Regions from separate parts of the Homo sapiens genome. Here region 1 is linked to region 2. Evidence: chromatin loops called from intact Hi-C (ENCODE). Cell type or tissue: heart right ventricle. All regions are shown on one strand. Region 1 overlaps EFNA4-EFNA3 (EFNA4-EFNA3 readthrough). Region 2 overlaps KCNN3 (potassium calcium-activated channel subfamily N member 3).

What was found. Peaks named below come from ENCODE experiments on the same cell type or tissue, not always from the same donor. Only the 100,000 strongest peaks of a DNase experiment are listed, where the experiment ranks them.
Region 1: it touches region 2 in a loop (6-fold over the local background); 1 of 110 quality-filtered maps calls a loop at or near these places.

What each region holds. Positions count from the first base shown.
Region 1 is chr1:155,066,022-155,068,521 of GRCh38, reverse strand. All of the region lies in intron 1 of EFNA4-EFNA3 (EFNA4-EFNA3 readthrough), which reads right to left. It overlaps EFNA4 (ephrin A4), which reads right to left. Exons shown (of 4, transcript NM_005227.3): 2 at 1,506-1,792; 3 at 1,082-1,150. It overlaps ADAM15-EFNA4 (ADAM15-EFNA4 readthrough), which reads right to left. Exons shown (of 26, transcript NR_176418.1): 24 at 1,506-1,792; 25 at 1,082-1,150. Among named protein-coding and RNA genes, the nearest start is that of DCST1-AS1, 3.3 kb to the right of the region's middle. In heart right ventricle, no CTCF peak of the experiment used is centred here; no DNase peak of the experiment used is centred here.
Region 2 is chr1:154,731,323-154,733,822 of GRCh38, reverse strand. It overlaps KCNN3 (potassium calcium-activated channel subfamily N member 3), which reads left to right. Exons shown (of 8, transcript NM_002249.6): 4 at 679-820. Among named protein-coding and RNA genes, the nearest start is that of ADAR, 120 kb to the right of the region's middle. RefSeq lists an enhancer at 1,735-2,500. In heart right ventricle, no CTCF peak of the experiment used is centred here; no DNase peak of the experiment used is centred here; H3K27ac peaks cover 1,000 bases.

The DNA of each region.
Region 1 (2,500 bases), 330 kb before region 2:
TCACTTGAGGCCAGGAGTTTGAGACCAGCCTGGCCAACACGGTGAAACCCTGTCTCTACTAAAAAAAAAAAAAAAAAAAAAAAAAAAAAAAAAATCAGCTGGGTGGCACACACCTGTAGTCCTAGCTACTCGGAATACTGAGGCAGGAGAATTGCTTGCACCCAGGAGGGTGAGGTTGAAGTAAGCTGAGATCGCACCACTGTACTCCAGCCCTGGGCGACAGAGCGAGAGCGAGACTCTGTCTCAAAAAAAAAAAAAAAGTGTGCAGTGAGGCCACACAAGACATGGTGGCTCACGCCTGTAATTCCAGTGCTTTGGGAGGCAGGAGGATCTCTTGAGGTCAGGAGTTCAAGACCAGCCTGGGCAACACAGGCCAGGAGTTCAAGGCCAGCCTGAGATCCCATCTCTACAAAAAATAAAAAGTAATTTAGCCAGTTGTGAGTTGTGGTGGCACATGCCTGTAATCCCAGCTACTCGGGAAGCTAAGGCAGGAGAATCGCTTGAACCCAGGAGTTTGAGGCTGCAGAGAGGTATGATCGTGCCACTGCATTCCAGCCTGGGCAACACAGCAAGACCCTGTCTCTTAAAAAAGAAGTGGGGGAGCTGGGGGTGGTGGCTCATGCCTGTAATCTCAGCACTTTGGGAGGCTGAGGTGGGCAGATCACAAGGTCAGGAGATCGAGACCATCCTGGCTAACACGGTGAAACCCCATCTCTACTAAAAATACAAAAAATTAGCCGGGTGTGGTGGCGGGTGCCTGTAGTCCCAGCTACTCCGGAGGCTGAGGCAGGAGAATGGCGTGAACCAGAGAGGCGGAGCTTGCAGTGAGCTGAGATCGAGCCACTGCACTCCAGCCTGGGCAACAGAGCGAGACTCCGTCTAAAACCAAAACAAAACAAAACAGAAGTGGGGAGAGGATGGTGCAGTAGAAGCTCCCTCAAGGCTAAATGGGGAGAAGAGACCACAGCTTGAAGCTTCACCAGGACCCCTGGAGTCTGATCCTCCTAGATTCTTCTCACTCCTTCCCTCCTTCCCAAGGCCCCACATTAGCCAGTAGGGTCCATGCTCCCAACCCACTTACTCCTCTCCTTGCAGCAGACAGACACCTGGAGCCTCAAGCACTGGCCAGAACTCTCTGGAGTGGGCACCGCTGGGTAGTGGGAAAGTGGGAAAAAGTTAGCACAGGGAGTCACCCCTTTGTATGCCTCAGACTGTTTCAGACCCTCCCAGGTTTTCTTCTCTCCAGGTCCCTGGAAAGCGTTTCCTTACTTTGGGGCCACACCCATGTATCAGGCCCCATCCAGTCCTCTCATCTCCCTGGCCCCCTTTCCTAGCTCCTCCTACTTTCTCCTTTCTAGACATTTCCCTCCTCAGTCCTGAGTTCAGCCCATACCTCAACCCGATGTACATTAGAGACCCAGCCCCCTCCTCCTTCCAGGCCTCTCCTTCCCCCTCCCTACCCTTCTGGTACACAAGAGGTGTCCAGTGTGCCCTTGGCCACTCACAGATGTAGTAGTAAGTCTCTCCAGGTAAGAACTCAAAGCCGAGGGAGAAGGGTGTGAAGCGCTGAATCTTCTCTGAGAATTGAACATGGCCAAAGGGCAGGGAGCACACCCAGCGCTTGTAGGCCCGGGGGCCCTCTGCCTGGCAGGACTCATAGCCTGGCCAGTCCACCATGTACAAAGCAAACGTCTCGGGGCCCTCAGGGGGCCCTGGGCCTTCGTAGTGGGGGCAGACAATGTCTAGGTAATCGTTGAGGCCCAGCTCCACCACGGCGTCTCCTCGAAGCAACCTGCAGGCATAACGCAGGGGTGGGCTGAGGAGTGGAGGGCACCACGCCATGGCCATGGATGCCAGAGACACCCCTTCTCAGAGGCCCCTGCCAGCCTCTCCTCCACCCATGTGCGATGGAGCAGCTCAGGAAGGCCCGAGGTTCCCAGACTGACAACTCTTGAGAGACAAAGAGAGTGCAAGAAATGGATGAGATGATCGATTCACAGGTTCCGAGAGGCTAAGACCTGCAGTGCCCATAACCACACAGCTTAGATGTGAGAAGGAGGGTCACCACACCCTGTCCTACAGGCTGGAGCTGCCACACACCTCTCTAGCTCCAGTGCCCAACACTCAATGTGGTATAGCACCAGGCTTGATCAATGTCAGGTGGATGGATGCTGTGAAGAAGCTGGGCAGAGAGGCAGGAGGTACAGTTGCACACAGTGCAGCTGCAGACACAGAGGTGGAAACAGGGGTTGGGAAAGGTCTCCTCAAACAGATATAAAGTGAGGAACACTGTCCTTTAGACTGACTTCAACCCAAGGGTGAAAAGAATGTCACGGTAAAAAAAGAATGAGGGAGGCCAGGTGTGGTGGCTCACATCTGAATCCCAGCACTTTGGGAGGCCGAGGTGGGAGGATCGCTTGAGGCCAGGAGTTCAAGACCAGCCTGGGCAACATGGTGAGACTGTCTCTACCATAAATAAATAAATAGGCTGGGCGCGGTG
Region 2 (2,500 bases):
GGAGGAAGGGGATGGGGTGGAATAGGCATCCGGGCAGAGGAAATGGTGCTGATGTTTCCAGTTGGTTCCTCCCAGGGCGGGGCAGCTACAAGCCCCTGTCTGACTCAGAAAGGGAGGCCTCTGTGGACACCCCAGAGCCCCCTCTAGAGACAGCTCCACGAGAGCCCCAACCACCACAGCTTCCCTCCAGACCCCCGGGAGATGCCAGTCTTTGAGATGCTTCAACTTTCTTAGAGGAAATCGCTGAATATGTTTGGTAATTTTTTTTTGACATTTTCCCTGTTCAGGAGCTTGTGATTTCAGATTAATCACATCCACATACATTTAGACTGTCGGCTTGGAAGGGAAAATTTGAATTTTATTACTGCATGATTTCATCCAAAGCTATCTTACCAACACTAAAAGGATGTCTACAATGAGGTGCAAATCATGACAAAACATTTTATCTCTGGGACCAAGCTCATGGCGGGAGGCCAACGGGACGGGGGGCTGCAGGTGGGACCTGGGTGGGCACAGTTGCAGCCCCTTCAGTAGCCTAAAGAGATCTGTGTGAGCCACCGTCACTGCTGCCTCTTCCTCAGCAAAATATCTCATTTCCTTCCCCGCTCTAGGTTTGCCCACAGCCCTTACTCCCAGGAATGGCTGTTCATCGACTAACTCCTGTCTTCCCATTGGCAGGTACCATGACCAGCAGGACGTAACTAGTAACTTTCTGGGTGCCATGTGGCTCATCTCCATCACATTCCTTTCCATTGGTTATGGGGACATGGTGCCCCACACATACTGTGGGAAAGGTGTCTGTCTCCTCACTGGCATCATGGTGAGTACCCGCCTCTCCCCATTCCCTACCCTTAAAATGTGGCAAAGAGCTGAACTCTTTCTTGCAAGCACATAGGGGCCTTCCTAGCCGCAGAGCGGGGGGTGGCTGTTAGTTAACCGACCTGCATGTGTGTCCCCTACACATAAAATGTCAGGTGGGAAATCTGCAATGGTTTCTCACTTTTCAGTTAACTTTTCTAAGGTAAGAATGAGACCTGGACTCCTGGCAGTTAATGGTCTATTCACAGCTCCCTCAAAATGGGCTGGGTGAAGCTGGTCCTGGCCCAATGCTCTGATGCCCACCCCACTGCTGTGCAGCCACCCAGTTTGCTCACCTCCAGTGAGCACTGGAGCTTGCAGTTTATTGTCCTCCTTCCTGTTGCCTTGGTCCCACTGACCTTGGCACCATTTCTGATCATGTTTAGCTGGAACTCACAGAAGCAGGGACTGGGGAAAGAGCACTGAGTCGGCCTTTGGGACCTGAGTCCTGGACGGGGCTGTCCACATGGCCCTGGGCTGGCTCTTGCCTTTCCCAGGCTTCTGCTTCCACCTCTGCCTATGGAGGGGCTGGGCTCTGAGTGCCAAGTGCTTTGCAGCACTGGCATTTGGCAAGGCTGTGATCCCATCTCCAGGTGCCCAGCAGGTGTGCCGTGCCCTTTCAAGGTGTATCTCTCCTGCCCAGTGCCCTACCACCCACACTCGACACTCTCGCGGAGGCACACACTCTCACCTGTCACATGGCCATCACAGTGTGGCTTATGAGAGGGATGTGGGGTCTGAGTTTCTGCTCACTGTGGACCCTGGGCCAGGCACTCTGCATATTGGACCTGAGCATCCTCCAGGGGAAAGTGGAGATGGAGGGCCTGCCCTGCCCTCCCCATTGGTTTGTGCAAGGACCAAATGCAATGATTTATGTTAAAGTGCTTTGAAAACGAGAAGCGGCCACACACAGGTCAGTGTTGGTGGTGTCCTCAGTGTCCTTCAGTTGCAAATTGGTGAAGTGTTCCCTGGGCCTCATTGCACTTTGGGTCCAGGACAGGCAGCTGCTGCTCTTTGGCCTTCGTCCTGGAATCCTAGAACAGTGTCAGACCAGGGTTGGACACTTTTTTCAGAGGAGGAAACTGAGGCTGAAAGAGGAAAGCACATCTAAGCCTGGGTAGTGTTGGGGGAGGTGGCGGGGTGAGAAGTGGTCAGGCTGCTTGTGGTGTGGCTCTGGGTCTCCATGGCTGGAGACCGCAACCCTCCCAAGGACAGCCCCCCGTCCACAGCCCCCCTCACACCTTTGTGAAAATCCTTCCTTGCAGTGATCCCTCAGATTCCATTTGTCACCCCCGTTGCCTCCAGAAGAGATGAAGACCCTCTTTCTGGAAGGGCAGTGACCCCTTTCTGCAGTGCAAAGGGAGGGCCGCAGGTCTTCCTGCAGGGTCTGAGTGAACGCCTCACAGCGGCTGGGGGCTGCCCCCACTCCCCACCCCACTCCGTCTTGTTGGCTTCCTGGGGCTGATATTGGTGGACCAGACGGTCAGACCCAGGCTTGGGGCAGTCAGCCTGCTGAGCAGGAGGGGCCAGGCTCTCTCCTCCTTTCTGACTCCAGTCCAGGGCAGGTCCCTATTAGCAGGCAGGTCCTACGACAGCAGCTAATGACAAAAAGCTTAGCGCTGGGGTTGTGATAAATCACGGG